2 separate regions of the Homo sapiens genome follow, and region 2 is linked to region 1. A link is an interaction called in ENCODE POLR2A ChIA-PET data of the cell type or tissue named here. Cell type or tissue: GM12878. All regions are shown on one strand. Each heading gives the region's core, and the rest is flanking DNA. Links, peaks and the distances in the headings are about the cores only. Region 1 has its middle 190 kb from the start of DOK5. Region 2 overlaps TSHZ2 (teashirt zinc finger homeobox 2).

The links. ChIA-PET counts read pairs that join two places held together with the same protein. Peaks named below come from ENCODE experiments on the same cell type or tissue, not always from the same donor. Only the 100,000 strongest peaks of a DNase experiment are listed, where the experiment ranks them.
Region 2: POLR2A ChIA-PET joins it to region 1 with 5 read pairs; 1 of 35 experiments calls an interaction of 5 or more read pairs at or near these places.

The regions. Positions count from the first base shown.
Region 1 is chr20:54,666,808-54,672,190 of GRCh38, forward strand. No RefSeq gene overlaps it. Among named protein-coding and RNA genes, the nearest start is that of DOK5, 190 kb to the left of the region's middle. In GM12878, for the core only: a CTCF peak has its summit at 1,927 (motif pointing right); a DNase peak (open chromatin) is centred at 2,078.
Region 2 is chr20:53,466,703-53,472,085 of GRCh38, forward strand. The region is part of intron 2 of TSHZ2 (teashirt zinc finger homeobox 2); the gene reads left to right. All of the region lies in intron 1 of TSHZ2-AS1 (TSHZ2 antisense RNA 1), which reads right to left. Among named protein-coding and RNA genes, the nearest start is that of TSHZ2-AS1, 35 kb to the right of the region's middle. In GM12878, for the core only: no CTCF peak of the experiment used is centred there; a DNase peak (open chromatin) is centred at 2,119.

The DNA of each region.
Region 1 (5,383 bases), core at 54-5,053:
ATCCAGTCTCAAGTATATCATTATCAGCAGCATGAAAATGGACAAATACAGCTATGTAGCGGGAAAAAAATCTCTTTTCCTTACCTGTGCTGAAGTTCATGGCTAAGACTCCTGTCACAAAAGACATATTAACAAGAGAAAAGTATACAAATTTATTTAATGTGACACAAGAGGCTTCAAAATGAAGACCTTAAAGTTTTACATGACACAGGAGATTTCAAAAATAAAGATTTTCTAGAAAAAGGAAAACCTGTATATTTTTATGGACAGTCACATAGAAGTATAATTGGAAGAAAAATGTGATCCAATGGTAATAAACTGGGAGGAACTTAGGTAGGCCTCTTTGTTCAGATTCTTCTTGGATTCTCTGTGTGACATCCCTCCTATCAGGTCTTTGAGGGAGAAGGGAAGGAGAATGTCAGTGACTTTCCTAGGTTTTATGTCCTGTTTCAGGAAAGATGAGGTGGAAAGTAAGAGATACCTTCCTGCTTCTACTGTTTTCACAAGTGCTAAGGTGCCAGATTTTGGGGTAGTTTTCTGAGCACCATCAGTTATCAATTTTGAGGATTGATCAATAGTGAAGGGTTCCTGGCTTCCTAAATACTTACTTCCTATACTATGTCATTTCAATGCTAAAAAATTCCAAATCAGATAGGATAAAACATTGGCATTTACTATCATAATGCTCTTCTAAACAATCAGCTTCATAGAGTTCTAATTGACATAATATCTGGTCTTTTGTAAGTGTAGTTGAGGAGTTTTGGCAAAGGTACACAGTGACATAACCACTGTCACAAACAAGATATCAAGATTTAGATCATTTCATCACCTCAAGGAGTTTCCTCCTAAATCTTCATAATCAACTCCCCCCACCCTTTGGCCTTAGGAAACCATTTATTTGCTTTCTCACTCAATTGTTTTGTCTTTTCTAGAATTTTATATAGATGGAATTATACAGCATGTACTCTTTTTAAAACTGTGGGGTGAAATCAATTTAATGTGTTGCAACCATCATTCTCTAAATAAGACAGAAAATATCAGAGTGAATCACACTTGATAATGGTGAGTATGTTTTGTGAAACTTTGTTTTCAGTGTGTATCTCTTCATGTATATTTCTCTGTGTCCTGAATCATAATATAAGCTCTATTCATCACTGATAAATGGAAACAACTTTCACCTATTATTTGAGCCAGTTTTTTTTTTTTTTTTTTTGTCCAGAGGACTAGAAATTGGAATGACAAGAGCTGATATATCATTGTGTGTTCTCCTTTGTGCCACAGAAGGTGATGAGGAATTATCTCATTTAATCCTCCCTACAAGCCTATTAGGAAAGCACATCTGCCTTTTACAGGGGAGGAGCCTGAGGCTCGGGGAAGCTAAGTTCAAGTTCTCATAACTGGTGAGAATAGAAGCTAAAGTTGAAACCATGGGCAGTTAAGAAGCAGCCTGGACATGTGGCTGATAAGACTGGAGAAGGGGAAGGATTGGCATACAAATATAACTATGTATTCTCTTGGCTGTTATTAGATTATCAAATTGCTAATGGACAAGTACTAAGTACTAAATGCCAATCCCGCCACAGGATGCGGCAAGTCAGAGCAGGCAGAAAGGTGTGTTTTCTGCCCACAGATAGGATATAAAGTTGTCCAGAACTGGGCAGCAAAGAGTGTGGGCTTGGGTGATAGACCCGGACTCCAGTTCCTGTTCTGCTGCTTACAGGTTCCTTGACCCTTAGCGGGACCTCGGTCTCTCTGAGGTTCAGGTTCCTACTTTGTAAAATAGTGATTTGTAGGACTTTGTGAGGAGTCAGATAAGGTGGGCTTTCTCCCCCTCGGCATTATTGATCACCTGAGCTGGCTCATTCTCTGCGGCGGGGGCTGCCCTGCGCACTGCAGGGTGCTTAGCAGCATCTTTGGACTTCACCCACTAGATGGCAGTAGCACCCCCACCAGGTATAATCACCGTAAACAAAATTTCCCCAGTTGAAAACTACAAAAATAACTCATGAATAAAATGTCCCTTCCCGGCTGGCTGCAATGGCTTGCACCCGTTGTCCCAGCTACTCCAGAGGCTGAGGAGGCAGGATGGACTGAACCCAGGAGTTGTGAGTCTTGCTTGGGCAACATAGTGAGACCCTGTCTCTAAGAAAAGAGCAAGAAAAAGAAACAAATACAGTGTCTACATCTACAAGTCACATGGACAAATGGGATCATATCAAGTTAAAAAGCTTCTGCACGGCCAAGAATCCCCTTCTCTTTTACCGTCATAAAATGAAAGTTCTGTCGCATATCAGCAGATAACAGCAGATGGAGGAGTAGGGGACCAGCTGCCCAAGCAGCAAATGGACTTCGGCTCACATGGCCCAACATCTCTGGGGGATCTGAGTGAGGCAGCACTGAGTCCTGGTAAGGAGGTTGTGTTTCAGAGCCAGCCTGCCTGGGTTTGGGTCCAGGCTCTGCTGCTTCTACTGTTAATCTTTAGGTAGGTTAAACAATTTGCATCTCTGTTTCCTCATTTTTAAAATGGGAATAGCAATCATCCCTTCCTTTTAAAGTTCTTGGCTGGGTGTGGTGGCTCACGCCTGTAAACCCAGCACTTTGGGAGGCCAAGGAGGGCGGATCACGAGGTCAGGAGATCGAGACCACCCTGGGTAACATGGTGAAAGCCCGTCTCTAATAAAAAAAAAATACAAAAAATTAGCTGGGCGTGGTGGCGGGTGCCTGTAGTCCCAGCTACTCCGGAGGCTGAGGCAGAAGAATGGCGTGAACCTGGGAGGCGGAGCTTGCAGTGAGCCGAAATCAAGCCACTGCACTCCAGCCTGGGCGACAGAGCAAGGCTCCATCTCAAAAAAAAAAAAAAAAAAAAAAAAATAATAATAATAATAATAATGTTCTTGCGAGGATTAAATAGTGTAATAAATGTAATAAATGTAAAGTCTTCAGGATAGTGCCTGGTACAGGGCTATCACTCAATAAACATTAGTTTCTATTAATGATATTATTTTAGATAGGTTCGAAGCCAATGCTGCATAAAGATTGTTCTCACCATGACCAACTTATCGTAGCTTTCCCTGGACTTTCCTGCTTATAGCATAGAAAATCCCAAGGCTGGGGAAAAAACCCTTGTACTGGGCAAACTGGGACACGTGGTCGCACTAGTCAGATCCCAGTACAACAGTCAATATTTTGTTGCGTCCTGTCCATAGTTTTGTCCACAAACACTGTGTGATTTCATTACCAAGACTTGTGCTCAGTATTTACAATAACAAAGATACAAAATCAATGTAAATGTCCCTCAGTGGATGAATGTATCAAGAAAGTGTGGAATATATATATACGATGTAATATTGCTTGGCCCTCAAAAAGAATGATGGCAGGGCGCAGTGGCTCATGCCTGTAATCCCAGCACTTTGGGGGGCCGAGGTCAGGAGTTTGAGACCAGCCTGGCTGACATGGCAAAACCCCATCTCTACTAAAAATACAAAAATTAGCCTTGAGTGGTGGTGATTGCCTGTAATCCCAGGTACTCAGGAGGCTGAGGCAGGAGGATTGCTTGAACCTGGGAGGCAGAGTTTGCAGTGAGCCGAGATCATTCCAGCCTGGGGACAGAGGAGAGCGAGAATCCATCTCAAAAAAGAAAAAGAAAAGGAAAAAAAATCATGTCATTTGCAGCAACATGGATGGAACTGGAGGTCATTATCATAAGTGAAATAAGCCAGGCACAGAAAGACAAATATGGCATGTTCTCACTTATATGGGAGCTGAAAAATTGATCACATGGAGGTGGAGAGTAGAAAGATAAATATCAGACAGGGAAGGGTGAGTGGGATTGGGGAGGAGGATGAAGAGAAGTGGGTTAAAGGGTACAAACATAGTAAGATAGATGGAAGAAATTATTTATTCAATAGCAGAGTAGTGACTATACTTAAAAATGTATTGTACTTGGATAATGGACACCCTGAATACTGAATACCATTCATAACTACACATTATATACATGTAACAAAATTTTGCATGTGCTCCATACATGTGTACAAATAAAAAATATAAAAACATAAACAATTGGAAGCTTATAAACAAAGAATTGTGCTCAGTAGCAAGGGTTCCATCATGCTCACGGTCCTATAGGAGAGGCAGCAATCAGCTGGGTTTGGGATCGCCAGGCCAGCAGAGCAGCAAGAGGCATCATGCGGCATACGCCGTGTTTCTATTGAGGGAACAGTACTTCAGGTAAACATCAGCAAGCCGACAAGATTTCTCCAGGGAGAAGTTGATGTGAATGAGATACCTATTTTAATGGACCCAGAAAAGACAACTCTATTGTCTTACACTAGAAAACAAGTGATTTGTATAAACGAATGCAGCCTGGGGAAACGGGTGCCACAGACTTATTAGCTAATGGAAAGCGTAATTTTATATCTACTTCTCAGTTTTCCCAGGCACTAACAGAGGGCAGAGTGGCTTGGATTATCTTGCACTGGTGAAAATCTAAGAAGTCTCCCAGTTTTCTGCTAGGCTGAAACTTTCCTGATCTGAGATCCTTTCAAAGATTTGGTCGTGCATTTAGAGAATCATTTTGCTTTAGATAAATTATGGTTGTTGAAGTTGACGCTGCTGAATTGCCTATGCATTCTCCATGTTCTTTCTTACTAACAACCCTGATTTTGTTTGGGGAAGCAATTATTCTAATTGAAAATACTTTTCCAGATCTGGGGTATCCTGGGACTCAATTACGTCCAATGAGATATAAGCAGAAGTCTCTGCAGAAGACGTCCTTCCACCCCTCTCCTCCCTAAAAAGCTTCTAGAAGTCAAGGTTTTTGTCCTCCGTCCTTAGCACTCTCCCCTGCATCTTGCCTGGAATGCAAATAGGATGCTCAGAGGTGGAGAACCTTGCTTCCGCGAGGAGCAAAGAGGCTTGGTAATGATGCCAGAGAGGAAGTCAGCAAGAGTGTGGGTCCTTTATGACTCCCCATGAGTTGCTGTACCAACTGCGAATGACCACATCTGGACCTATGTCATAGAAAAATCTCCTGTTTGGTTAAGCCATTATAGATGGGTTTCCAGTATATGCAATCAAACAGAATCCTAACAGCCAATAGGGGTTTATTTCCATGGTATTTTGTAAACATTGTGAACAGCAAAACCTGGCAGATATGTGGATTTAGAACAGGTTTTGTGTGTGTGTGTGTGTGTGTGTGTGTGTGCACGGTTCTTTGAGTGAATGGAGTTTTTACACACCAGTGTCAGGGCTGCCTTCTCTGTGAGACACAGTAAGTGCGGTGCCTGGAACCTATGATACTTTTTCTTTTTTGAGATAGGATCTTGCTCTGTCACCAAGCCTGGAGTGCAGTGGCAGGATCACGGCTCACTGCAGCCTCAAA
Region 2 (5,383 bases), core at 125-5,124, 1.2 Mb before region 1:
TCAACATGAAATTATAATTAACACTGAAGCCACCAGGGACATTTTCTCTCTCCATTGTCAGGATGTTGTCCTGATCTGGATGTTGTCCTGATCTTTGTGACCCTTTTAATTTATCTTTTGAAAGGATGGCAACAGCTGGGTAGTTTTTCAATCCTTATCATTTTGCATTATATAGCTTTACTGAGCAATGTGCCTTTGGAAGATTCTAGTTAGTTTCATTGACAGCAATAAATACTGGTTAGAGAACAGGCTTTGAAGTCAGGCAGACCTAAGCCCAAAGGCTGGCTCTCCCACTTGCTAACTATCTGATCTTGATTACATTTCTTAGCCAATCCAAGGCTCTCTCTTCTCATCAACAAATACAGACAATGAAATCTACTGTCAGGTAGTACTGAGGAAGGCAGAGCTTCTAACAAGCACTTAATAAAATGGTAGATATTATGACTGTTTTCTGCTTTCTTCTTCTTAATATCCACATCAAATGTTTTGAAATGCTATTTTCTCCTTTTTTATAAAAAGGGAAAAATTTTCTTAGCTTCCCTTCTGAATTGACAACTGATTTCTTTTCAACATTTGTTTAATGCAGCAACGAAAGAGCTTTTTGACTTCATTTTTTAAATTTCCAGAAGGAAAGAGTGGTCTATTTTCCAAGACCTAATGACTACTTATTTGTAACACATAAGCAGAATTTTATGCATGTATTTTTAATTTATTCTACATCTCATTCCACAGCAGTTTTAAGATACTGTACTATATGCAATGCAGCAAAATTATAAAAGAAATAATAGAAATCATTAAAGATATCTACATTTCGTTAAGCACTTATTGAACGCCAGGCAACATTTGTGAAAAGTACTATATATTATTATCCTGATTTTGCTGATGCGGAAACTGAGATTAAGAAAAGGTAAGTTATGTCCCCCAATATCACACAGCTAGTAAATGGCAGAGCCAAACTATTAACACATATACCAAAGGAAAATGGAAAGAGAATATCAAAAGAAGTTTACAGGTATAGACTGCAGCCTTAGGAGGCTACATAATTACTAAAGTTGGGCCACCAATTTGACTCTGAGCTTCCTGGTAGTGAAAGCAAGAATGCAAACATGATCCATCCCAAGAACCACCTTTCCATGAGGATATGTGTACCAGGCTTTAAAAGCAAGCAACGTCTTCCCTAATACGTAGTGTCTGGAAGAGATTTATGACATAACTTTTGTGACATAGTCAAATGCAACAGAGACGACAGGAGGTTCCCGTGATAGAACCAAATATTTGAAACTAAAAAAAAACATTCTTTCTGTAAAAGAAAAAAAAATAACACCACTCCTTCCTGCAAAAATGTTTTACTTAACACTGGGCTCCATCTCTTTTTTATAATTATTCAATCCAAGCTTTGTCAAAGCATCATACTGAGAAGAGATTCATGTTAAAAAGCTAGTGGAGGGGGGTGGAGTAGATAGCAGAGAATGCCTCTCTGTCTTATCATTTTTATTTAGATTGACATACCTTTGATTATAATTAGGGATAACTGTTCAGCAGTTAAGACTCCATAATCCCATCATTAGTTGTCAGGAGATTTTCACAGGGCAAACTCTCATGCCATTTCTCTCATTTCTGTTTCTTAACTACTTGGGCAGCCTGCAGTTGAAGAGTGTGCTTTATGGAAAAGATTTTCTGCTGCCATTGAAATCTTCTAAGCTGACACACAGTTAAGGACACAAATGAAACCTCCACTCTTGGGAGGCCCCACATCTTCTTGCCTGACATTTTTGTTGTTGTTGTTCTCCAAGATATCGCCCTGTTTCTGCTGGTTGCGTTCAACAGCCATTTTGCACACACTGGTGAAGAGATCTTAAACCATTTCAGAGGTGGCCCATAAAGGAGGCAAAAGGGGACTTGCCGTAAAAATTATTTCCATAGACATGCAAAGTTGATTATATAAGGTAGAGGTCAGTTAAGATTCTCTGGCATCCATTACGAGACAAAAAAAAAAAAAAAAAAAAACTAAAAAAACTCTCCTCCAACTTGAAAGCTGAAGGCAGTGGGTCGTCTGGTTTGTGTCATGAAACATACATCATGCATTTGAGACACATATTACAAATTGTACTTTAAAAGAGGAAGTTCAGAAGTTGGGATTTTCCAGTGTGTCAATTATGACCCGAATGCTATCTATATTTAAATGTTCCAAGCCGACTATCATGATCATGTCCCCTTATTCTTCAAGGGTCTGATGAAGTACCCCTTTGACAAGGAATGAATGGTCTCATCAGTACAGATCCAACTCAACATCAGGAACAATTAGCTTGGCAGTTAAACCTAAAGGCTCTGAAATCGATATTTTATATATATATATATATATATATATATATATATATATATGTACATATTCTAATTGAATGTTAGAATATTCGGTTTCACTTATAATTATTCAGATAGGTCACTTCAAGTCTCTAAACCTAGAGAGGTTTTTTTCTCTGTAATATTGGATACCTTGTTGGATTGTTTTAATAATTAACAGAAATAATGCATATGTGGTGGATCAAAAATGACAATCATGGCCAGATGCAGTGGATCACACCTGTAATCCCCACACTCTGGGAGGCTGAGGTGAGTGGATCACTTGAGGTCAGAAGTTCAAGACCAGCCTGGCCAACATGGTGAAACCCCATCTCTACTAAAAATACAAAAATTAGCTGGACATGGTGGTGCACGCCTGTAGTCCCAGCTACTTGGGAGGCTGAGGCATGAGAATCACTTGAACCCAGGAGGTGGAGGTTGCAGTGAGCCGAGATCACGCCACTGCACTCCAGCCTGGGTGAGTGAGACTCTGTCAAGAAAAGAAAGAAGGAGGGAAGGAAGGAAGGAAGGAAGGAAGGAAGGAAGGAAGGAAGGACCCAAGAAAGATAGATAGAGAGGGAGGAAGGGAGGGAGGAAGGAAGGAAGGAAGGAAGGAAGGAAGGAAGGAAGGAAGGAAGGAAGGACGGACCCAAGAAAGATAGAGAAAGAGAGAGGGAGGAAGGGAGGGAGGAAGGAAGGAAGGACCCAAGAAAGATAGAGAGGGAGGAAGGGAGGGAGGGAGGGAGGAAGGAAGGAAGGAAGGACCCAACAAAGATAGAGAAAGAGAGAGGGAGGAAGGGAGGGAGGGAGGAAGGAAGGAAGGACCCAAGAAAGAAAAAAAAGAGAGAGAGGAAAGGAGGAAGGAAGGAAGGAAGGAAGGCAGGCAGGCAGGCAGGCAGGCAGACACAACCCAGATATTACTGATATATAACTGTTAAAATGTTTTCATTAACTCAACCGTTCTGAGGTTTGATAGAAGAAGAAAAAAAGAGTCCCTCTTGCCATTTGGAAACTCAGCCACTTTGTTCTTTCTGGTTTATTTTGTGACCTCCCTTTCCGACAGCAATTAGTCTCAGTCTCTGTTGTCAACGCTGGGAAAACTACATGGAAGAAAGGAATTAAGGAAAGGCAATACATCAGAAAGTGTTTTAAAATAGTATCCACTCACCCACATGAAGCTGTGTCTGGCATATCAAAAGTAAAGTATTCAATATATTTAAGCAATTACCTGTATTTTATTCACTCTAAGAATTGAAATTTGTCCACTAAAGTTGAAGGGTTTCCTCACACAGAGATTTCTCTTAGGAAAAATTAAATGAAACACTAATAATGAAATTCAGCAATGTAGATAAGCCAATTTGCATTTCCAAATTGTAATTCCATTTGAAAAATATTAACTACAGGTTTCTCCCAGGATTACACCGCTAAGCATCATGTGTCTCCATTGCTCCTTTGCTTCCTTGTCACAGTCTTTTTAAAATAATAACACTTGGCCGGGCGCGGTGGCTCATGCCTGTAATCCCAGTACTTTGGGAGGCCGGGGTGGGCAGATCACTTGAGGCCAGGAGTTCAAGAATCAGCCTGGCCAAAATAGTGAAACCCGCCTCCTAAAAATACAAAAATTAGTCAGGTGTGGTGGTGCGCACCTGTAACCCCAGCCACTCAGAAGGCTAAGACAGAGAATCGCTTGAACCCGGGAGGCAGAGGTTGCAGTGAGCGGAGATTGCGCCACTGCACTCCAGCCTGGATGATAGAGCAAAAATCCATCTCAAAAAAAATAAATAAATAAAACACTAAATATAGGTTTTTCTTTTTTCATTTTCAACCAAACAGCTTTAAGAAGCCCTAAATTAGGAGTCATGTGTCCTGACCTATCACTGAATCACCCTGAGAGCAAGTTACTTAAACTCCCTCTGCTTCAACTTCTTTATCTTTGGGGTACTAATATTTATCCAATATGTTTCAAAAGAGAATGTATATGAATGGTCTTTGAAAAAAATGTAAATTGCTTCAAAATGACAGACAAAATTATTCTTTGAACTTGAAAGCACCAAATAGATGGCAAAGCTTCTGGAGTCCGCTTGTGTTTCCTTGGGCTATTTTTCCAGTCTCTTTCCATGCTCTAAGTTGTTTCTTTCATAGAATTAGAGAAATAGGATTCTAGGTACATCTATTTTTTTTTCTTTTGTATTGTTTTAGTGATAAATACTTTAAAACCCTTCATGGTTTCCATGTTAGAAAAGATAGGCTTCAAATTAGTGTCTTTAGAACTCCATTCATTCAACAAGTATTTATCAAGGACCCACTCTGTGACAGATAGTGGGTTTTATACTTGGGACTGTGCTGTGCTCAAACTCTCACCTTCCTGGAGTTTACACAGGCAGGCACTAAACTCAAAATTATATATGCGATGATGTGCTTATACGCTGCAATAAGTCTTATAAGGACACTGCAAAAGGTTCATGCAAGATGATAACAAAAGAATGTAGTCAAGTCCTATGGGTAAGAAAAGACTTATTTGAGAAAGCACCATCTGAACTGAGACTTCAAGGATGAAAAGGTGCTGGCCAAACAAAGAGTGGGAAGAAGAGCATGCTAAGCAGAGGGAGCAGCACGTGCAAAGACCCTGAGGCCAGTGTTCTTGGTATATATCAAGTGGCAGAGGGACCCAGGTGAAGGCAGAGGGATGGCAAGACCAGATCAAGCAGGACATTAAAACAAGTTTGTCTTTTTTCTAAGTGCCGTAGACACTTTTCTTTTCTTTTTTTTTTTTTTTTTTTTGAGATAGAGTTTCACTCTTGTTGCCCAGGCTGGAGCACAATGGCATGATCTCGGCTCACTACGACCTCCATCTCCCAGTTCAAGCGATTCTCCTGCCTCAGCCTCCCGAGTAGCTGAGATTACAGGCATGTGCCACCACGCCCAGCTAATTTTGTATTTTTAGTAGAGACAGGGTTTCTTCATGTTGGTCAGGCTGGTCTCAAACTCCCGATGTCAGGTGATCTGCCTGCCTAGGCCTCCCAAAGTGCTGGGACTACAGGTG